Regions from separate parts of the Homo sapiens genome. Here regions 1, 3 and 4 are each linked to region 2. Evidence: chromatin contacts called from ENCODE Hi-C or POLR2A ChIA-PET data. All regions are on one chromosome and are shown on one strand. Each heading gives the region's core, a stretch centred on a gene start or an enhancer-like site at or near the end of the contact. The rest is flanking DNA. Distances are from core to core; before and after follow the strand shown. Region 1 holds the start of ERCC6L2-AS1 (ERCC6L2 antisense RNA 1). Region 2 holds the start of NR4A3 (nuclear receptor subfamily 4 group A member 3). Region 3 holds the start of NIPSNAP3A (nipsnap homolog 3A). Region 4 holds the start of PRXL2C (peroxiredoxin like 2C).

Region 1 (5,394 bases), core at 1,479-3,978, 3.9 Mb before region 2:
TGCAGTGAGCCGAGATCCCGCCACTGCACTCCAGCCTGGGCGACAGAGCGAGACTCCGTCTCAAAAAAAAAAAAAAAAAAAAGAAAATGAGGTATCCTCCTCTTTTGTTAGTCACAAGGGTATTCCTTCAACCAGATGATACCTCCCATTTAAATCAAAATTTATTTCTGAATTTGCTTATCACTTCTATTAAGAGGTCTGCTCTGTCAAGAGCTACATCTTAACTCAATGGACCTCTGGAAAAATAAGACAAAATTACACAACTAGTCATTTCAGAGAGGGGAAAAAAATCAAACTTCTTCCCTGGTAGTTGTAGGGGAAAAAAAGAAGCTTGATTAAAATTTCAATTTGCCATTTTGATTTTAGAGACAATGTGAAAAGAGATATAATCCATCAATAACAAGCAGCAGATTTTTCTAGATTTTAAGATTTCCAATATCAGGGTGCATGTCAGAATCAAGAATTACAATTATAATTAGTAGTGTTTTTCGCTGTGTCGCCAGATTAGAGTGCGGTGGCGCAAACTCGGCTCACTGCAACCTCTATAGACCTCCCGGGTTCAAGCGATTCTCCTGCCTCAGCCTCCTGAGTAGCTGGGACTACAGGCATGTGCCACTACGCCCAGCTAATTTTTGTATTTTTATTAGAGACGGGGTTTCACCATATTGGCCAGGATGGTCTTGATCTCTTGACCTCATGATCCGCTCACCTTGGCCTCCCAGAGTGCTGGGATTACAGGCATGAGCCAACCGCGCCCGGCCTATTAGCCAAAATATTAAACTGACATAATGGCTATGTAGAATGCAACTTTCAAGTGGATGCATTCCATTGATAATAATAGTAATAACAACACATATATTCCTTACTATGACCAGCTACTGTTTTAGGAGTTTTACTTAATTATCTAATTTTTTACAATTACCATTTTTAGGTAGTTTACTATTATTAGCTTCACTGTAATGGTGATAGGTGAGTACAATAAAACACGGAGAAGTGATCTGGCCAACAACTCACACATAGATGGCTGAGTTAGATGTTTCACTTAGGCTTAAAGTTATTGCCTGCTGGTAAGCAAACAAGTCATATTTTAAATGAAGCATTTTATGAACACATACTACTAGTTTTTAGTATCTGCCATAGAATTGAGATCTATTTGCAAACAGCCATATTGTTTTCTTAAGACACTACTGTAGGCAGAATAATGATCCCCCAAAGATGTTTATCTCCTAATTTCCGGAATTCGTGAATATATTAGCTTACATGGCAAAAGGATTCTGCTGATGTGATCAAGGGCAGAGACCTGGAAATGGGAAGATGATCCTGGATTACTCAGGTGAGCCCTCAGAATCTTTTCCAGCTGCAATCAGCGGTAGACTTGAGGATGGAAGGTTCAGAGAGATGGCATATCACTGGCTTTGAAGATGGAGGAAGGGACCAAAGCCAAGGAATGTGGACAGAAGCTGGCAAAGGCAAGCTAAGGATTGTCCTGTGGAGTCACCAGAAAGGAGTGCAGCCCGGGTGACACCCAGGTAGCACTTCTGATCTACAGAACCGTGAGATAATAAATGCATTGTCTGTCAGATGATAAATTTGTGCTGTTTCAAGCTACAAAGTTTGTGGTTTTTGGTTATTGTGGCAATAGGGAACGGATACAGGCCCTGTCAGGTATTTCACTCAATCCATGAAATACCTTACAGTATACAAATTTTAACATGCGCGGGAGCCACTTACGGATCCGTCTATCTGTGCTGCCTGGGAGTGTCAAGAGGCCGTGTCCTTCATTCACCTCGCGCGTGGGCGGCGCTGCCCTGAAGATGCTCCCGGGCTCAGTGCAGACGGCTCAGCGTTCTCTCGCGTTCAACGAACCGCCAGAAACGTCAGATGGTACGGAGGAAAACACTTTACACTTTAACAGTATTTTTACGTTTATTTGCAGCAAATGTTGTTGGCTTTGTATTTAAAGTATTTATGACTCACTATAAAGTGTAGGATCCAAGAAAACGCGCTAGTTTCACTTGGCCCCCGTGGCTGTCCCGGGGAGCTCTCCAAGGAAGGACTGGTTCCTGAAGTTCCTGGGGTGCTGCACCACCACGGAAGAACCAAGCTCCACAGAGAAGCCAGAAGCCGCGACCGCGGGGACGCTCTCTGCCAGGCCTCCACCGCCTCAGCGGCCCTTTACAGCCACCGCATTCTCCATGCCCCCAGTTATTTCTAGCTTCGCACAGCGCCCGGCCCACCGAGCGACCTCAAACCTCGCGACACTCGCAACTCCCGAGGCCCTTCCTGCTACTGGCCTCAGAGGGAAGAGACATCGGGAAGATTGCTCCGCCCACAGAAAGGAAGATTTCGTTCTCGCGAGATCCCAATGACAATTCGGGAGCCCGTTCTCGCGGGATTTTCCAAGACCGGGTTGGAATTTGCGGGGGTTAGGAGACGGAAGTCAGAGCCTAGGAAGATTTGGGGGTCGCCTTGCCGGCCTCCTGTCCTCCTCCGGCGGCGGCGGAGCCCGAGAGAACTAGGTGAACACCGCTTTGCCAGCCTCACACAGCGTCCCCTGGCTCTGCCGCCGCTCCGGACGTCGCCCTCCCGTTCTGCTTGGGTCCCCTTAGTCGCTACCTTTGCTGGGATCCCCCTCCTCCATCCTGTGGCTTCGGGTTGCCGAAGAGCGATGCTCGGAGGGCGGCCGGAAGTGGCGTTGGCCGCCATTGGCCTGCCGGCCAGCCACCTTGCTGTCCTCCGCCGCCTTCCGGGTGTTACATGCAGCCGGGCTCGGCCCCTCCCCCTGGCCGGATGGATCCGTCGGCGCCACAGCCCCGCGCGGAAACCTCAGGCAAAGGTACCAGCTCCGCGCTCGCCCCTTACGCAGAGGCCTGTGTACTGCGTCGCGTTGGACCAGTTCTTGCCGGTGCCCTTCGGGTTGGGGTTTTGCCCTGTAGATCCTCTTCAGTGACAGCTGCAGATTGTGAACCCCTCCAGGCCTGGAACCAAATCTCCGATTCAGTGTTGAGAACCTGGACTCGGGAGTCAGCCCCTGGGATCTAGTGCTGCCTCTGACAGTTACTTGCTGAGCAACTTTGGGCAGGCTCCTCATCTGTAAAACTGGGTTCATTACTAGGTTCTTGCGATTATTAAATGACGTGGGGAATACGCAAAGTATTTATGTGACCCCGCGTGTGGCCCATATTAAGCACTCAGTAAATGTTATTTTCATTCTTTATTCTTGTATGCCCCAGTTGTTAGTGAATGGCAGAAGTTTGTTGTAAGTAGATAAATGAAGGTTGAGATATTTAGTTCAGTTGAGTTTTATTGCCTATTGAGTCAGGGCATTATATTCTGCCTTAAATAGGAGGTTTAAAGAAGGTGTGATTATCTACCACAAGTCACCTGGGATGCCTTCTGGCACCCAAATGAGTAGTTTTCATTAATAATTGTGCTGTATAACAAAAGCTACCAGGTATTGAGTGATTTTCCTGAGCCCAGCAATATGCTGATTGTTTACTTGCTTTCCTTTGAGGAAGATATCGATCTCATTAAATAGATGAATTCAGAGCTAAAGTTCAGAGAGGGCAAGTTACAAGCCTGAATTCTGAGGTCTAGGAATTGATGACGCTGTAATTCAGGGACCAAACATATAAATACCTATAGGAGACTGGCAGCTAAAAATAGATGAAGCTGCCGAGTGGATATTGTGACTGGGAGGCTCATTCCTTTTGATAAATCTAGTCACTCTTGGTATTTAGGGAAATTGGTGGAAGGAGCAGAAAGCTCCAGGGCCCCGAGGTGGGAACACCCTTGAGGAATGCTTGAGGAGGCCTTTGGAGTGAAAGAGGGAGAGAGAGACCCTATCACCAGAATGAGTTGAGTTGGTAATTAGTTTAAACCAAAACAAATGATTTCGACTCATTAAATTTTAGGACACTTAACCCATTTCCCTGTTAAATCCAACAGGAAATCTTAACAATTTAAGCAGTTGTTCTGTAGTTTGGATACTGAGAGATTCCATTTCTAACTCAACTGAATTTATTTCGTCCTAGAAATTATCCGAACTCAAACCCAAAATACTCCAATAAGTTGTGTGATTCCCTTAAGGCTTTTTTTTTTTTGCACATGCTGTACACTTATCTGAGATACAGTTCTTAGACCCCTTTCCCTTTTAAATTACATTTCTCAATACTCCCTTCTCATAGCACTCTTCTTCCAATGCAGTTTTTACAGTTATGTATATGTTGGTGTACTTTTTAGTTTTCTCGCAAGATATCAAGGATTTGTGAGATTGATAATTTGTAATAGGCCAGGCGCATGGCTCACACCTGTAATCCCAGTACTTTGGGGAAGCTTAGGCGGGAGGATAGTTTGAGGCCAGCCTGGACAACATAAGCGAGACCCTGTCTCTACTAAAAATAAAAAATTTAGCCAGGCATGGTGGTGCACACCTGTAGTCCCAGCTACTCAGGAGGCTGAGGCGGGAGGATGGCTGAGCTCAGGAGTTGGAGTTTACAGTGAGCTATAATTGTGCCATGACACTCCAGACTGGGCGACAGAGACACTCTTGTCTAAAAAAAAAAAGAAAAAAAAAAGAATGTGTAATAAATTCGCATGTTCACTGAATGTCTGCTGTGTGACTCTGTGTTGGTCCTGGGGATAAAATTTATAACAGTACAAACTTTTCTTGGAAAGGAAATTACTCTCTACTGGAAGGAAAAGACAAAAAACCAGTGGACATGATAATTAAATGTTATGATAAGTGCTACAGAGGCAATAAAATGATGAGATAGAGAATAATGGGTACCCTACGCTAAATAGGTGGACTGGGAGCAGAGAGACTGGTTAGGCATAATTTAGGGAAAGTTGATGGTGGCATGCTTTAAGACAGAGGTCTGCAAACTACTGCCTGTGGGCTAAAACTGGTCTGACACTTTTTTTTGTAAATAAAGTTTTATTGGAACACAACTGTGCCCATTTGTTTATGTATTGTCTGGTTGCTTTTGCATTACAAGGGCAAGAGACTGTATGGCCTACAAAATCTAAAGTAACAAATAGCTAATAACTGACTCTAGAGAAAATGTTTGCCAGCCTTTGCTTTAGAGAGATAGTGGCATGGAGGAAAGTGATTCATTTTTGAAGTAGAACCAGGATATTCTGATGGATTGGATGTAAGGAGTAATATTAAATGAGGTTTAAGGGCTGACTAATGGTTTTCTACCTTGAAAAGTTGGTTAGATGATGATGCCAGTTTTTTGTTTTTTTTTAAATGCCAGCTTTTTTTTTTATTATACTTTAAGTTTTAGGGTACGTGTGCACAATGTGCAGGTTAGTTACATATGTATACATGTGCCATGCTGGTGTGCTGCACCCATTAACTTGTCATTTAGCATTAGGTATATCTCCTAAAGC
Region 2 (5,594 bases), core at 1,133-3,632:
TGAGCCCCGGGCCGCCACCGCCGCCTCGGCTCCTCCGTGACGTCCGGGAAGGGTATCCCCGGCACTCAGGAAGTGGTGGCCGCGGGCAGCTCCGCCCCCACGCGACTCGGGGCTGGCCGAGCTGCCGGGTGGTAGAACCGCCGGGCCTTCCGCAGGGCGGGCGGGGATCACCGTCTCCCCACCTCCGTGCGCACACACATGCACGGGCCTCGCGCCCCGCTGTCGCCCGCGCCTCGCCCTGCTCACTTCTCACAGCCCGCGCCGGACGAAGAGAGCCGCCAGCGCCCCCCCTCTCTCCCACGGCTCGCACCCACTCACCCCGACCCCCGGCGCCGAGCCCGGCCCCTCGTCGCCGGTCACCAGACCTGGTCGAACCGAGTCCAAGATGGCGACTCCGCCCCCGCCCCCTCCGCACTCCCGGCGGGGTCAGGGCGCCCCCTCACGCGGCGGGCTCGCGCCCGAGACCCGGCTAAAAATAGCCAGGCCCGACTATATTTGGTTCGGCCGGATCCTGGCGCGGCCGCGCGCTCCCCGCCCCGCCCCGCCCCGCCCCGCGCGCCCTGCCCCGCCCCGCGCGGCGTTGAATGGAGAAGGGGCGGGGGTGACCGAGGGGAACCTACTCCGCTATCTGCGGCGCGCGCCGGCGGCGGGTCCCGGCCAACCGCCGAATTTAGTAACATCGCCTGCGTCAATCACGCGCCTCGCGTGCGTCAGCGCCGCGCGGCTCCAGGTCCTGCTCCCCCCCTTCAAGCCTTTGAATGGATACAATGTAGCAGCGCCCTCCTTCCTTCCGAGGCTGGATTGGAACCCGCCGCAGTGCAGAGACTCGGTTGCTCTCGGCTGGGTCAACTTTCGGGGCATTCTCCCACGATCCTCTCCGCACCACCGTGTCTGAATTGGAAGTGGAGGCGAAGAAAGATATACATGCCATATTTACCTATATGTAGTTTGTTTTCAAGTTTCTGGTCCTAGCTCGAACCTTCTTCGATTCTGAAATGTGTGCTGTCTACAAAGGAATCTTGTATCTCCCCTCGGCGCAGCGCCCCCCGCCCCCGCCACACACACACAAATTGGGACAGGTCAAACATATAAAACGGTATTTGTGATTCAAGCGGACCACATGGGGACCACTCTATCTGCATTGTTTCACTCAAATATTTTCTCCTGTCCAAAAATTCATTTCTGAAAGAGACTGCGTTCACTCAGCAGCAACCTTTGGGACTAGGGGTCTTTAACTCTGATAAATTTTGTTTTCATCAAGAAATTTACACTTAAATTTATCATTTCCAGGAAGAAATTGCTCTCCTTCATACAGTCACCCAGGCTTTCGGCACACCATTTCATGACAAATGTGTCCGAGGAGACCAAAGCAAATCCCCTAGCGAGGGACTGACTAATAAGTCCTGTTGATTGATTTCGAAATGTTTAATTTGGGAGATGTGGGCGGAGGGCATCTACAACCATCAAAAAGTGAAAGTGCTAGTTGAGAGTTCCATTTCTGACCCGGTGCCGGGGAGGAGGAATGATTTGCAATAGTCAGACCCGCTCAGCTGTTCAACACGTGTGTGTTTGTTTTACACACAGAGTAGTTTCTGCTGCAGCGCGCGTGTGCATGATGGATGTGCACTTCGCTGGGTTATAACGTGTCCAGTTAAGAAACCCACGCCGTACGTGTAAAGAAATCAAACCTTATCCCCGGAACCATCTGCATCCCTGTGTGAAACACGCACCCAGTAAATGATGCGGGGAGGGGGGATTAGCCTGGGCGCAGAGGACCGGAGCAACGTAAACAGCTTTAGAACCTATGCAAGAGGAAAGTGCAGCTGCACCTCAGGGCGTCTTCGGGCTGGTGCCAGACGCCTTCTGCACCGGCTGCCAGGTCACTGGAGCTGGTCAGAAGCTGGCTGGCGGAGCCTTCCCTTTCGGAAGAGCTGTCCTCTCCCTTACCCCCCTCGCCCTGGCTCCGTGCCTCGGGGCAGCCTCGGAGGCGCGCCAGCAGCACTCCTCCAACTCTACTCCACCCGAGCCTGACAGCTGGGCGGTCCCGCCTGACCCGTGGGCAGGCCGCTGCACCCTCCCGCAGACGCACGCCCTGGCGAGCGGTTCCGCTGCAAAAAGAGAAGCCCCCAGGCCGGGGCCGGCCGTGCGGCGGAGTTTCCATTGTGCGGCCGTGCGACTGGCCGAGGAACGCGCGCGCGCGCGCGCGCACACGAACACACACACCCTCCCTCGCACACGCGGAACCGGCTGGGCCAGGGGAGGGAGGAGGAGGGTGACGTAGCGTCCCATGGCGTCACATTGACGTCTCGCATTCCAGGCACTCTATGGAGAGGCCGCTAGGGCTCCTGTGGCATAAATGACGTGCCGAGAGAGCGAGCGAACGCGCAGCCGGGAGAGCGGAGTCTCCTGCCTCCCGCCCCCCACCCCTCCAGCTCCTGCTCCTCCTCCGCTCCCCATACACAGACGCGCTCACACCCGCTCCCTCACTCGCACACACAGACACAAGCGCGCACACAGGCTCCGCACACACACTTCGCTCTCCCGCGCGCTCACACCCCTCTTGCCCTGAGCCCTTGCCGGTGCAGCGCGGCGCCGCAGCTGGACGCCCCTCCCGGGCTCACTTTGCAACGCTGACGGTGCCGGCAGTGGCCGTGGAGGTGGGAACAGCGGCGGCATCCTCCCCCCTGGTCACAGCCCAAGCCAGGACGCCCGCGGAACCTCTCGGCTGTGCTCTCCCATGAGTCGGGATCGCAGCATCCCCCACCAGCCGCTCACCGCCTCCGGGAGCCGCTGGGCTTGTACACCGCAGCCCTTCCGGGACAGCAGCTGTGACTCCCCCCCAGTGCAGATTTCGGGACAGCTCTCTAGAAACTCGCTCTAAAGACGGAACCGCCACAGCACTCAAGTACGTATGAGATTCGCCCAGTTAATAAGGGGACTTGCTAAAAAAGTTGGCTTGCTGGGAAGCGTCGCTCCTGAAATTGACAACTTTGAGTGTGGGGTTCCCTCCCCTGACCTTGCCGCCCGGCTCCGGCTTTGCTAGCCCAGCGGCCCGTAGGTTCTGATCTGAAACTTTTCCCCTGTAGTGGGCCCGCGGGGATCTCTGGAGCTCGTGGGATTCCTCCCCCCACTCGAAGAGGCGAAAAGCCTCTAACAAAGAGGAGGACCGGGATTTGTGCTATAGCGGCTCCAGCGATGTAATTCAGGGTATTTCGGCTCTAGTTGTCATGGTAATGATGCTCTCGGCGGCGGCGGCGGCGGCGGCAGCGGCAGCGGCAGGGAGTTGCAGCTCCGGTGATGAACGGCAGTAATTTTCCTGCCTTTTAAGTAGGATTGAAAATAGGAGCTCTGGTGGGTCCAAGTAAATGTTGCTAATGGTGGCACCGAGCTGGTTCTCTGGAAGGAAGCTTAGGAGGGAAGGGCCTAGGCAGCGACGGCCAGAGTTTGCAGACGCACTCGGAGGACCTCAGGAAAGAGGGCGTAATTGTAGGAATGTGGCTTATTGTATTGAAATGAGCCTGGGGTTCCACTAGGCACGTCTGCCTGTCGTCGCTGACATGCCGGTTTACACTTTTCCCTTAGGAGGTAAATCGGGTGTAATTGGCGACTCCCGCACACTGACACGTGTGGGGACGGTGTCCCTCTCCTCTGGACGTTGGCTCGGTGTGGGAAAGGCATGCTTTTTCACGGACAGAACTCGCGCTTTTGGAGAAGTTGCTCCGAGTGTTTTACTCTTAGTAGAAATGAAAGTTCTCGGTGGTGAGACGAGAGCGGTCATGCGAGCGCAGCCTGCGGAGACTGACTTCCAAAGGCACCTCTCCAACCTGTTGGAAGCCTCGGGGCAGTGGTGAGGAAGAACGCATTTGTCCCTTGATTTCCAAAAACGTTCTTGGAGATTGCCTTTTATTTATTTATGCGTCCGGATTCTCCAGAGGGAAGAGCTGCGAGGAGTTAGTAATCAGAAATGTCGGGCTGTGATCCCAGGGCCTTGTGGTGCTGGGAGAGAAGAACAGGGAGCCGTCATTCCATCGCGAGTCCAGTGCCGGATCTCCTTTTCCCACGACCGGGAAATATTTTATAGAATCAAGTTAGGGAAAGAAAAAGCTGCCTAACGTGGCTGATGGGCACAATGAATGAAGTTACTTTATTCGAGTTATTTTCGCTGAACAAGATGCTCGCAGAGTTAGTATCAAAGCCTCCTTAGGCCACAGCAACCTCCACGTCCGCTCCGCCCCCCACCCCCCGGCACCCATCCACCCCTTTGCCTGGGACCGTGCGCTCACAGAAATTCTTCCCCGCGGTTTGTCTAGTCTCCCTCGGTCTTTCTGAGAATCTCAGTCTTTCCCTTTCTGTCAGTCTCTCCCTCGCTCCTCTTGCCCCCGCCCAACCTCCGCCCCCGCTCCCCAGGGTTGGAAACTCCGCAGAGGAGCCCCGGTCACAATGGTGCGTTTCACGGTTTCCTCCACACACTTCACCACCGGGAGGGGAACACGGGGGTGTTCCTTTCGTCTGCCCACGAGAAAGAAAGGGGCTTTGACAGAGGTAGTTATTTCTTCCTAATTTACAACCCCAAGGCTCTGTGCTCCCGGCCCCGGCGGCCGCAAGCAGGAGCGGCGGAACGTGTTTCCAGGCACTGAGGCTTTGCCTAGGTAACCGGCCGCTTGTGGGGTGGAGAGAGCGGCGGGGCGCTGGGCTGGGCTGGAGGAAAGGCTGTGTGGGTCCCTCCCGCGAACGCTGGGCGCTCGAGGGGAACTCCTTCGTTGGGGAGAGGCGGTCCCCGCCCACCCGAGTTCTGAGGCCTCCTCTCAGAGAACGACTCCGCTTGAAAGGCCCTCAGGGAATGCGGGACGGGAATGCGGGCACCCACTGAAGGGGCGGGTGGGGGATTGCTGGAGACCCCCATTGAAGATGCGGGGAGACGGGAAGCACGTGCTACAGCCGTGGGAAGATCCGCTTCTACCCGCGCTACATCGAGCGCAAGCTTTCCGTCCGAGCAGCTCCAGCTGGGGCTGGGGGTGGCAAGGGAATCCCCCATTTCCTGGTCGTCGAGGGTTTCCTGGACCTGGGAGCCCCGAGTCCCTTTCTCTCTTCCTGCAGGCAAGCCCCGGGCTCAGGGGCGCCAGGAGATGACCCTCGTGGCCCCGCGCACCTCGGAGGTTTTTGGTTTGGTTTGATTTGGGGTTTTTCGGTCCCTGTTCCCACTCTTCGAGCTGCGCCCACCCCGGGCAAAGGGGGCGCTATAGGCCGGAGTTTGGGCACCCAGTTCCTTCCCTGAGGCCTGCTGAGCTGCGCTTTCAGCTACAAAGTTTCGCTGAGGCTGTGGGCTGAGACGCTGGTCCCGGAGCTGCGCTCGGCGCCCTCAGGAATGTGCCCCCGCTAGGCCGCTGGGTGGCCAGGAGCCTCCAAGCCGCCCACCCTCGAAGACACCGCCCTCTGGGTGCAGGGGACCTGCCTCCGCTCGTCCCATCAGCCGCTAACGCCGTCCGCTTCGTCCCCTTGCTTCCAGCGCCAGCCTTCTCATCGCTGTGCCCTTTTGTTTGCTTGACCCCTGGCCCTCGAAACTCGCGGCTAATAGAAGCGAAGCTCCATTAGCA
Region 3 (5,742 bases), core at 15-2,514, 4.9 Mb after region 2:
CCTTTTTTTATCTGTTTCCTCCATCCTGGATGTTCCAAGAGGACGGGACTTTGAATTTTGCTCAATTCTGTACCCCAGTTTCTGGAAAAGTGCCTGGAACATGGAAGGAATTTAGTAAATATCTGTTGAATAAGTAAATGGATTGGCAATTACAGGGTTTAAAAAAAAAGGTCTAAGAAAATAATTTACTCATATAGATCCAGTCCTGATACAAATGATTTTTTTAGTCTTGCATGGTTACAAATAGATGTCTCTCTTCTAGAAAAACTGAGGCAACCCTTCCGAAATAACTAATTTTAAAAAGTCTCCCTTCCTTTGAACAGACAATTCCAAAGCTCTTCCACAAGGCACAACCAATACAACCCAGGTCATGGCCCTGCAATCCCTCCCTAGTCCTCATGATGTAAGCAATATTACATTAATGTTTACAATAATGTAATTATTAGCAAGAATAATGTAAACATTAATATAGATTACTGTAAATTAATAGTGTAATTAATTACTGTAAATTAACATAAGCATTATTAGATGCAGGAAGACAAGTGAATTTGGGGGCAGTGGCATCTATGAGACATAAATCCTCATCTGCCACAGAAGGAAGTCAACACATACTATCCATAACTGAAAATGCAATAAACAGCAGAAAACACTACTTACTTAAAAATACAGAAACAAGCATTAAATGAAACAGCTTGAAATGTTGAAGGTGGTTACTCTGGGAACCAACACTCCCGGACTGGGAGGACTAGACCAGGGTATGTTTAACTTTGACTTTTTCATTTCAGGCTCGATGCTGCCATTTCTCTGAGCTCGTGGAAAATTTAATCTAAATCTTAATTAGGAGCCTTCTAAGATGGAGAACACATTCATTGCAGAGAGGTCAGGCTCAAATACACGTCTATCACAACATCTAAAACTTAACTCGGAAAAAACCTCCACGATTTTAAATACAAAGCACTGCACATGCACGCACTCAACACCTCTCCTTCTTTCCCCATGGTCAACACACCCACAACCCCTGCACATTTACCAATCTACACAACTGAGCACTGGAGCGAATGAGGTGAGTGAGGGCCCAGAAAGTTGAAGCAGGAACGATCCGAGCCTTCAGTTAATCCTAACGTCACCTCTAACGTTTGGGGTAAGAACGTTTCAGGAAACCAAGGGGGAACCAACGCTCAGCACAGCAGAGAAAGACACCAAGCTACGGGACCCGCCGCGCCTCCCGCGCCGGGGTGGAGCTGACCCCGCCGAGCCCCGCCCCAGCCTGCGTCTGCCAATGATCCAGGAGCCGCTCCTTTCCACTCGGGAAACCTTCAGAGGAGTCTCAGAAAGGACACGGCTGGCTGCTTTTCTCAGCGCCGAAGCCGCGCCATGCTCGTCCTCAGAAGCGCCCTGACTCGGGCGCTGGCCTCACGGACGCTGGCGCCTCAGGTACCGGCCACGGGGGTACCCAAGCCTTCACCCGACGGGAGGGGAGGGGCGGGGCGGGGAGTGTTCCGGGTACGTGCGAGCAATGCGCATGCGCTCTCCGCCACGCGCGCCCAGACCTGGGGCCCCGGTGAGGTTCTAGCGTGAGCCCCGGAACCCCAAGACAGGGGTACCCGGAACGCGCGTGAGGAGGAGGCCGCTGCTAGGGGAATACCCCCAGCCGGGGTCGTCTCGCGGGCAGTGGTGGTCAGAAGGCTTTTCTAGCCTGGATGCCACACCCACCGGGACACTCCCATGGCGCCGGCTGTTTCGTTTTTGCTGCCCAGCTATGTCGCGGCTGCGGCCCAGCGAGCGCTCCCATGTTGTCACCTGGCGCTGTGGAGCCGCGGGTGGAGTCGTAGCTTTCCAAGCCACCGCCCTCTCTAGACATCAGGTTGAAGGAGGGAATTGTCAACCAGCCGCTTGCCACGGAACCGGCCTCCCCCTTTTAAATGAAGCACACAACTTCCGAGCATTTCGCGGAGACCCTTGAAGAGGAGGCCCAGGGTCCCGGTGGGGCTGGACCCTGCCCGCCACCCGCGCTTCGTGTGGTCGCTCCCCCAACCAGGCGGGACCGGAGCCTCCTATCAAACCGGACGATGACAGACAGACTCTTTTAACCTTAGATGAGAAATGGACAAAATGGAGCTTGTGATTCTGCCCTAACTTTCGGGAGTGGCCTATTCTGTGGCTTCAACCTAGAAATTTCTTTTCCTTTTGATGTTTAGGACTTTACTCCTTTCTGAAGGGGCAGGATGGGAAGGGGATTAACCTGTCCTAGAGACAGACTGAGGAGCACTAAAGAAGAGCAGCTCATGTCCATTCACCCCGGGTTAACAATGCAGTTTTTACCCTAATGATTCTCCAGTGGGGCAGGGCCAGGAATGACGTCCTTATGGCATGATTCCAAACTTTAAGTTTTTAGAAATGTCCATCAGTTGTTCTCTTTTAAGTGAAGTGGAGGTCGTTGCTGGTGGGAATGATCCCTAACTTGGAGATAAGGGAGGATGGACGACTCATGATTTCTGCCCTAGCAGCTAAAAGTCATCCCTGCAACAAAATTCTTAACTCCCATCCGGCTCCCCCACCATACCCGGCTCCCCTGCAGTCTTCCTTCTCTGGCACCACCTGTCCACATCTCTCTCCCTCTCTCACTGTAGGTTCCCTACTGTATATTAATACTGCCCAAAATTGTAAAAATGTGTACCTTTGATCAACTATTTTATCCTCCAAATACAAATTCCTCGAATCAACCTGAAATCCATTTGTCACAAATGCCCCATTGGCCTATCTCCTGATATATTTTATTATAATAATTTTGAAATTATGGATACTAGGCACTTGCTTCTTGACCAACATTGTTACTAGAGTTTGGTTTAAAAGCACAAAAAGAGTGTCCACAAAAGGCAGGGGCAGCTGCAGCTGTTTTTGTTGGTAGGCTTAGTCATTTGAGCAATAAGAATATAAGTCACACACGAATAGAATTAACTCTAGATAATTATCATTAAGCCTTATCATACACAGTTACATAATTTTGTATTTTGTAAACAAAAATATGTCGGAGCAAAAGCCTACTGCTTTCAGACAGACATACTGGCTAGTCAGTATAAGCCCTAATTTGTCCATAGCTTTGTAGGTATCAAAACTGTCTTCACAGATTATTCTGGTGTAATCAACTTAAGGAAATGGCACATGCTATTCAAACTTAAGTAAGATGGATTTATAAGAATATCACGAATGCCTGTGTGTATACCATGAGTGCATATATATATGTGTGTGTGCGTATGTGTGTGTGTATGTGTATACATATATACACATAGATACCTACATAGAGGATAATCTTAGGCGAGGTATTTCTTACAGAAAGTTCAACCAGAACACAAATTAGAAATTTACAGTGCGTGTATGACTATTACAAAAGGAATTAATGGTTCTTAAGTGATATTTTCATCAATGTGGTATAAGTGGATTCATTAAATGTTGTTCACATTGCATCTGTAATTAGAAACTAATAAGAAAATTTTGACTCTGAATTTTCTTTTCTCAGCATTCATGTTCTACCATTATATTACAATGCAATTGGATAGGTCAGAGCTTTTTATTGCATTAGTTACATTCCAGTCCTAATTTTGGTCAGTGGTTTACTTCATTGAATTAGGAAATACTTTGACCTGAACTGTAATTTCCATTTTTTTCAAGAACCTAAAAGAGTTTTCTTCTAGTAAACATTTTTTTCATTATGCCTGCCAAAAGTTACGTGCGTAGTTAATAAAGTTCTTTGATGTGCATAACTGTAACACGTATGCTCTTGACTAAAGATGCAATATTGGCTAATAGGAAAACTTTTGTAAATTTGTTAGAATCCTAATTGTAGTTCTTGGATAAAGAAGTATCATTAAGATCTCAGCGCCTTCTTATGAGCAATTTCTGAAAAAGTGGCTAAAGGTGACAGTGAACCCCCACTAGGAAACAGTAACTACACACTCAGCATATTTAAGAGTAGTTGTCTTTATTGACACCTCTATGTAAACAAATGTATATGTGAAGCAGGAGAATAGGGTCTTGAGGCAGGGAACCTAAGGACTTCCTAGAACTAAATCAAACCCTTCAGCTATGACAAGAAATACCCTCTTCATTTACATAGGGTGTACACAGAGTAAATGACTTTGCAACTTTACTTCATCCTCTTCATTTATATACGGCTTACACCACATAGCCAATGGGACACCTCTAGAGGGTACTGAAACCCTAGAAAATTCTGTAACCAGGGCCCTTGAGCCACTTGCTCAGGCCCACTCCTACCCTGTGGAGTGTGCTTTCATTTTCAATAGATCTCTGCTTTTGTTACTTCATTCTTTCCTTGCTTTGTGCATTTTGTCCAGTTCTTTGTTCAAACACCAAGAACCTGGACACCCTCCATCAGTAACATATTGAGAATTGACAACAGAAGTACAAACATGAGTAATGAGTCTATGAGTGTCCCTTGTACCAGATTCAGATTAGGTTTTAACACAATATAATGAATCCTGTCTTCTCAAGATATTTACATTTGTCTTATCTTCTTCAGATGTGCTCATCTTTTGCTACGGGACCCAGACAATACGATGGAATATTCTATGAATTTCGTTCTTATTACCTTAAGCCCTCAAAGATGAATGAGTTCCTGGAAAATTTTGAGAAAAACGCTCATCTTCGGACAGCTCACTCTGAATTGGTTGGATACTGGAGTGTAGAATTTGGAGGCAGAATGAATACAGTGTTTCATATTTGGAAGTATGGTAAAGAGTCATCCAATTTTGGCTTTCAGTATAGATTTTCATTTTTCAGTATAGATTTTCATTCTGTTAAATGTAACATAAAACTTAGTTCTTGGATGTATATTATTTTAGATACATACAGGTTAACTAAGACTTTTGAAAAGCAATACCAAAAAAATAAATTCAGTTCTTATTCTTCCCAGTGGTACACCTCTAACCCCTTGCTTAAACATTACATTATATTACATTATAAATTGGAAGACATGGCATCTCATATATCAAGCGATAAAATTGTGAACTAGACTTTAAACCTCAGAAAAATATTAAAATGGTTTGCTGTAAAGATAGTTCATGAAAAATTTAAAGCAGCAATTGTAAAAGTCCAAGTGGATTAAGATCACAAAAGGAAAGGAGAAGTATCTTTTCTCTTTTTGAAGCTAGGGGGCTGGATATCAGTATTTTAGCAGAAATAATTCAACCATTTAAGGGACTTCACAATATGGAGGTTTATAGGGGATGATGGTTAACTTTCAATCCTCACTGAACTCTGAGATTTAATAATTCTGTTATGTTTAGAGACCACATTTGTTTCATATCTGTACCCCCAGAGTTTTGAGGAATTCACTGTCATACTACTCTAGGGAGGTAAAAGAAAAGGAATGAAAGAGAGTTCTTCCCGTGTTGAAACTAACCTACGCCTGGTTTAGTAGAGGAAGGAGAATAAGTTACAAGAATGCCCAGAATGCTTGTTACTCCAGTGTCTACATCAGGACTTGATGATACCTAAAGAATTTTTAATAATTTCATTTAGTGTTTGGTTTAGGGTTTTTCCCTGTTAATAGAAAAAGCCCCATTAAAATACATTTTATGCTTTAGATGTGGTACAAGTTGTATCACAGCCCATTAAAAAAACTAAGTTCTGATATACCTCACTTAAGTTGTAAGATAGGTATTCTTCCTTATCCCAATGTAAACCATATGAACCTCTCTTGCCATTAGTCTTATGAGGTCCTAA
Region 4 (6,038 bases), core at 1,448-3,947, 3.2 Mb before region 2:
CCTCACACTTGTTAAATGGCTATCAGTAAGATGCAAGATAAGTGTTGGTGAGGATGTGGAGAAAAAGGAACTTTTGTACACTGTTGTTAGGAATGTAAATTAGTACAGCCATTACGGAAAACAGTCTGGAAGTTATTAAAATTAAAAATAGAAATATAATATGATCCAGCAATCCCACTACTGGGCATTTATTCAAAGGAAATGAAATCAGTATGTTGAAGAGATATCTGCACTCCCATGTTTTATTACAGCATGATTCACAACACCAAGATATAGAAGCAACCTCAGTGTTCAACAATGGATAAATATAAAGAAAATGCGGTATCGGCCGGGCGCGGTGGCTCACGCCTGTAATCCCAGCACTTTGGGAGGCCAAGGCGGGCAGATCACGAGGTCAGGAGATGGAGACCATACTGGCTAACACGGTGAAACCCGTCTCTACTAAAAATACAAAAAATTAGCCGGGCGTGGTGGCGGGCGCCTGTTAGTCCCAGCTACTCAGGAGGCTGAGGCAGGAGAATGGCGTGAACCCGGGAGGCGGAGCTTGCAGTGAGCTGAGATCGCGCCACTGCACTCCAGCCTGGGCGATAGAGTGAGACTCCATCTCAAAAAAAAAAAAAGAAGAAAAGAAAATACGGTATCACATTTGGTCATAAAAAAGAAAGACATTTTTCTGTTATTTGCGACAACACTAGATGCACCTGGAGGACATCGTGTAAGTGAAATAAGCCAGGCACAGGAAGAAAAACACCGCATGATCTCATTTACCTATGGAAACGAAAAAAGTAGAGTGTAATGATGGTTACCAGAGACTGGTTACTCAGGGATAAGGAAAAGGGAGGTGATCAAAGGGTACAAAGTTTCAGTTAAACAAGAGGAATAACTTTTAGAGATCTGCTGCACACCATGGTGACTATAGTTAACAATGTATACTTCAAAATTGCTAAAAGACTAGTTTTTACACGCTGTCATCACAAAAAACTAAAATCACTATCTGACATGATGGATGTATTATCTCGATTTAATCATTCCACAACGTAAATGCCTATGAAAATATTACACTGTATCCCATAAACACATACAATTATATATGTCAATTTTTAAAAAGAGAATAAAAGGATACGCAGAGGAACAGTCAAAACATTGTTTTCAAAATGATATAGTAAATAATTCTCTATATTCTCCCCAAAGACATTCTTTTTTAAAAACTCTGTAGCACAGTTTTTTTTTTTTCTTTTTTAGACGGAGTCTTACTCTGTCGCCCAGGCTGGAGTGCAGTGGTGCAATTTCGGCTCACTGCAACCTCCGCCTCCCGGGTTCACGCCATTCTCCTGCCTCAGCCTCCCGAGTAGCTGGGCCTACAGGCGCCCGCCACCAAGCCCGGGTAATTTTTGGTATTTTTAGTAGAGTCAGGGTTTCACCGTGTTAACCAGGATGGTCTCGATCTCCTGACCTCGTGATCCGCCCTCCTCGGCCTCCCAAAGTGCTGGGATTACAGGCGTGAGCCACCGTGCCCGGCCGCACAGTTATTTAATCAATGTTATTTTTTCACATCCTGATTGACAAGGTCTGCTGAAAGAACATCTGTTTTATAAAGGCTGCTCAATGCCTTTCCTCAAAAAGCTCACTTGGGCACAAACCTATCTGTGCCTCAAGAAAAACAACTATGTGGTTTGTCCTAGGGACATGGAACTTGCAGCCTATTAACATAAACATTTGCACCTTTACGATATATTAGTATTTTCCCATAATGAGCAGCTATTTGGAGTGTAACAAAAAATAAAGGGAAGAAAATAACCATTTCCAGCATTTGTTTTAGGGCATTATCAGTCAACATTTGAGAACAGGCACTAGGTTACCAGGCAACACCACAATTGTTAGTACGTTTACCACCAGGCAGCACCCAATGAGTTAGGGCAGAAATAGATCTCTGACGTCTCACTCCTTTTGGAGGGGCGAGGGTGGAGAGAGCTGCGGGGAGGGGCAATCCAGGCTGCAAGTTCCGCGCTGGAGCCGCGTCCTCCCCCGCCCCGCTCGCAAGGTCTGCAGAAGCGGGCACTGGGCCGCCCACGCTGGGAAACTCACTTGTAAGAAACTCCTGGGGATTTTGGCCAGATCCTCTACGTATTCCTTGCAGATGTAACACAGGAAATGCTGAAAGCCAAAACGGCAGAAAGGGCAAGTTAGTAAAGCAGCACCCTCGGGCCCCGAAGGATCCCTGTACTTCGCCGTGCGTGACGCGAGCAAAGGCGACGCCCGCGGGGCCGGGACCGGCGGCTCGGGCGCCCGGCGCGTGGGAAGCGGGCCTCGCCCTCGCCCTCTCCCTGCCCCGCCCTAGTTGGGAAGCGGCCGCGACTGGGCAGGCTGCCTTCCCGTTTCCGTCCTAAGAAGCAGGAGGCGCGGCTCGCATCCCGGCAGCCTGCCCGGGACCCTGGGCCGCGCTTCCCTTCCAGCCCCGCCGCCCGCTCACCCGCACGAACACCACCACGGCGCGGCGCTCCCGGAACAGCGCGCCGAACGGTACCCGCTGCCCGCGGGCGTCCAGCACCGGCAGCTCGGCCACGGCGGCCGCCAGGGGCTGCCCGCTGTCGGGGCCGCTCGGGGCCGGGACCAGGGCGGCGGCGCCGCTAACCTGCCGCGTGACCGGGGCCGGCGCGGCCATGACGCGGGGCGGCCGAGGGCCTGGGTCCGCTCTGTCAGCGCGGACCGGGGCGGGGCGCGCAGAGGTTGGGCGCGGGGGGCGGGGCGGGGCGTGCAGAGGTGGGGCCTGGCAAGTCACGGTTTCCGCGGCGCGGCGCGGGCCTGGGAGCTGTCGGAGTGAACCCCACGGGCGGTTCTGACTCAGCTCTCAGGGTAGGGGACAGAGAGAGAAAGTAAGGTCCGTCCACGGCGAGCAAGCATTATTGAGGAAGAAAGCCGCCCGCGCCCTCCATGGCCACCTGAGCGGATGTTCTCACCTATTCGAGAACTAATGGGTGTATGTGTAAAAGGTGGGCTAGGGCCAGGCCCACGTTTTGTAAACACACAGGCCGGGCCTGTAATCCTAGCGACTTGGGAGGCCGAGGCGGGAAGATCACTTGAGGCCAGGAGTTCGAGACCAGCCTGGGTAGGTAACAGAGGGCAACGCCATCTCCGTTTTTTAAAAAAATAAATAATAAAAATAAAGAAATAAAAGGTGAGCTGGGTGGGATGAGGATGATGAAGTTAGATGACTTAGCAGCTGTTTTGTAGAAATCCCACACTTCCAATTCAGTTTCTCCTGGGGTGGGTAGGCAGGCATAGGGAAATCTGGGGATCTCAGCCTTTGTGAGACCAAACTGGCCCTGGATTTAGAGGTTCATCTTTCTCTGGGGTTTCTCATGGGTGCTAACTGTGTGTCCAAGATTTCCAGAGCAGGACCAGATAACATTCAGGCTCTTTGTCTTCATAAGTTTACTCACTCTTGTGTATGGATTTGGGGTTCAGAAAGTACATCCTTTATCTATGGCCTTTGTTGAGCTGAAGAATATTTCTGGGGCGGAGTGCTAGGCAGGTCTATGTGACTGATGTGACTCTGCCACAAAGTGCAGGAAAGGGGGATGCTGCATCCTCTGGCTTTCACCTGTGTGAAGATTTTATACTTTATTGAGCACACATTAAGTGCTCTGTTTGAGAAGCTCTGCAGCGTGTTTACAAAATTTTAAGCATAGATCTGTTTCTAAGTCAAGATAGTTTCTTTCTGAGACAGGGTGTCGCTCTGTCGCCCAGGCTGGAGCATTGGCACGATCATGGCTCACTGCAGCCTCCACCTCCTGAGCTCAAGCAGTCCTCCTGCCTCAGCCTCCCAAGTAGCTGTGATCACAGGCATGCACCACCATGCCTGGCAAATTTTTTTTTAGATTTGTTTTTGTAGACACAAGGGTCTCCCTATGTTGCCCAGGCTGGTTTTGAACTCCTGGGCTCAAGCAATCCTCTTGCCGTGGTCTCCCAAAGTCCTGGGGTTACAGGCATGAGCCACTGGGCCTGGCCAGGAGCTTTATGAGTTTTTGGAAATAAATGCATGACCAAAGTGCAGGCTGATGAATAGCACTCACAACAGGCAGTTTGCCAGATGTCACCAAATTTATTGTAAGCAGTGTTTTGGTAAGCAGAAATTGATATACAGATAAGAATGGTGGTATTTTGGCAGCTCTGATTAATTGCTGGTATCAATGAATGAAAAATTTTCTTTGACATTACTGCTTTCAGTGTCATATTTCATGTGAAATAAATTACAGGTTAGACAATTTCATTTTGAAATACAAAGAGCCACATGACTTAGTTTTTGCAGAGTGATGAACTCAGACATCATCAAAAAATAGTTTTGTAGGAGGAATAGTAGCCATGCAGAAATGCAGAAATTAGAAGGTATTGTCTAGGGAGCATCAGTACATGACTGAATGAGACACTGAGAGATGAAGTGCCTGTGACAGTTATCAACTTGCTTCTCAGCTCCAAATCAACCCTTCACTATATACTCTGTGACAATGGACAGACTTCCTCTAAGCATCTAACCTTTGCAATGGGCAATATATTAAGCATTTTCAATAGACAGTGTTGGCAGGACATTGCAGGAGGAAGGGGATTTCAAATAGCCTCCTGAGGGTAGCGGGTGGGGCTCTGCCTCTGGCACTTTACCAGGATACACACTTCCTTGGCAACACTGCAACTATTGGCTGTTCTAGCAATAACCTAGCACCTCACTTGATGTGAAAACTGGAACTTGAACGCACTCCTAACTCCACTAGCAGCCCAATTCCTCACCTGTGCCCCCAATTCCTCACCTGTTCCCATCGAGCCACCGCTCTCTGTAGAGCCGTTGGCTCACCTGTACCCATCACCATTGCCTCTGCTCTCATCCACTGCTTGCTGATGACCTATGCCCTGCCTGCATTCTAGTGGGTTCCTTTCTGCCTTTCCCTTGACTGTATACCAGATCCAGCCTGGGCAAGCCATCAAACTTCTACACATAGCTATCCAGTAGGCTGAACTATACCTGCTCCAGTCAGATCTGAAACCCAGATTTGGGGAAGGGGTCCCTTTCAAGTTTGTCTTCTTTGAGTATTGGTCCTTAGCCATAGGTTCCTTATATTTTCTAGACACACTTTAATCAGAGTTGTTGTTTTTTCAGAGATGGGGTCTCACTAATGTTTTCCAGGCTGGAGTCCAGTGGCTATTCACAGGTGCTATGATTATAGCACACTACAGTCTCATACTCCTGGCCTCAAGCATTCCTCCTGCCTCAGCCTCCTGAGTAGCTGAGATTACAGGTGCATGTCACCTGATCAGAGTTTACTCATTCATTATATTAAACTTTCCCTGTTTAACCTACAGTGTGGTTTAAATCTCGTTATTGGACCCAGACTAATACAGCACCTTTAGATACTATGATTAAGGAAAAGTAAATGTAAACTATTACTGTTTCCGTTCTGTTATTATTTAGGAATGACCTGCTAATATTTGGTGGTATAACTTCATATGTCCATGGTTTAAAATAAATCAAAGAACACACACTAAAAAATACAGAGACAGCACTACATGTTTGTAGAGTTGCCAGTGTAACTACTGTGTTGCTCAAGAAAGCGTCCTCCAAAATATCTTCTGACAAGTCCAACTAGAGATTCAACTGCCAAGAATACAGCTCTGAGGGGATAATACAAACAGTGTGTACAGTTTTTCTTAATTTGTTAATTTTAAAAAATATTTCCCCCTTTTGTGGTAAAATATACATGACATAAAATTTCCCACTTTAACCATTTTTAAATGTGTAATTCATTAGCATTAAGTACATTCACACTGTTGTGCAGCCTGCTCCATCATCCATCTCCAGAGCTTTTTCATCATCTCAAACTGTAACTCCATAACCTTTAAACACTAACTGCCCATTCCCTGCTCTACCTAACGCCTGGCAACCACCATTCTACTTTTTATCTCTATGAGTTTGATAACTCTATTTATCTTGTGTAACTGGAATCATACAGTATTTGTCCATTTGTGATTAACTTACTTCACTTGGCACA

Evidence for each region. A loop is a pair of places that touch in the nucleus more often than their neighbours do. ChIA-PET counts read pairs that join two places held with the same protein, here RNA polymerase II (POLR2A). Pooled maps may share reads with other maps.
Region 1: a loop to region 2 is called in a map of CD4-positive, alpha-beta T cell, with 16 times the contacts of the local background. The contact joins the promoter of ERCC6L2-AS1 here to the promoter of NR4A3 in region 2. A Hi-C loop is called at or near these places in 1 of 168 maps with a recorded cell type or tissue (CD4-positive, alpha-beta T cell) and 5 of 50 pooled maps. POLR2A ChIA-PET finds 5 or more read pairs at or near these places in 1 of 52 experiments (AG04449).
Region 3: a loop to region 2 is called in a map of psoas muscle, with 22 times the contacts of the local background. The contact joins the promoter of NIPSNAP3A here to the promoter of NR4A3 in region 2. A Hi-C loop is called at or near these places in 4 of 168 maps with a recorded cell type or tissue (B cell, CD4-positive, alpha-beta memory T cell, naive thymus-derived CD4-positive, alpha-beta T cell and 1 more) and 10 of 50 pooled maps.
Region 4: a loop to region 2 is called in a map of naive thymus-derived CD4-positive, alpha-beta T cell, with 33 times the contacts of the local background. The contact joins the promoter of PRXL2C here to the promoter of NR4A3 in region 2. A Hi-C loop is called at or near these places in 2 of 168 maps with a recorded cell type or tissue (gastrocnemius medialis and naive thymus-derived CD4-positive, alpha-beta T cell) and 4 of 50 pooled maps.

What each region holds. Positions count from the first base shown.
Region 1 is chr9:95,873,249-95,878,642 of GRCh38, forward strand. It overlaps ERCC6L2-AS1 (ERCC6L2 antisense RNA 1), which reads right to left and starts at 2,729. Exons shown (of 3, transcript NR_023390.1): 1 at 2,617-2,729. It overlaps ERCC6L2 (ERCC excision repair 6 like 2), which reads left to right and starts at 2,443. Exons shown (of 19, transcript NM_020207.7): 1 at 2,443-2,836. The coding sequence starts at 2,791. RefSeq lists enhancers at 1,614-1,743, 1,974-2,023, 2,064-2,163, 2,298-3,172, 2,304-2,533 and 1 more.
Region 2 is chr9:99,819,503-99,825,096 of GRCh38, forward strand. It overlaps NR4A3 (nuclear receptor subfamily 4 group A member 3), which reads left to right and starts at 2,383. Exons shown (of 8, transcript NM_006981.4): 1 at 2,383-2,905. LOC101928438 (a long non-coding RNA gene) reads right to left here and starts at 387. Exons shown (of 7, transcript NR_109802.1): 1 at 319-387. RefSeq lists enhancers at 1-104, 105-698, 3,101-3,613 and silencers at 46-595, 2,477-2,526, 5,149-5,198.
Region 3 is chr9:104,746,419-104,752,160 of GRCh38, forward strand. NIPSNAP3A (nipsnap homolog 3A) reads left to right here and starts at 1,265. Exons shown (of 6, transcript NM_015469.3): 1 at 1,265-1,434; 2 at 4,538-4,748. The coding sequence starts at 1,375. LOC107987105 (a long non-coding RNA gene) reads right to left here and starts at 1,221. Exons shown (of 5, transcript XR_007061705.1): 1 at 1,031-1,221. RefSeq lists a silencer at 1,159-1,248 and an enhancer at 1,669-1,828.
Region 4 is chr9:96,652,620-96,658,657 of GRCh38, forward strand. It overlaps PRXL2C (peroxiredoxin like 2C), which reads right to left and starts at 2,698. Exons shown (of 6, transcript NM_153698.2): 1 at 2,471-2,698; 2 at 2,086-2,154. The coding sequence starts at 2,662. RefSeq lists silencers at 2,237-2,306, 2,447-2,656, 2,697-2,786.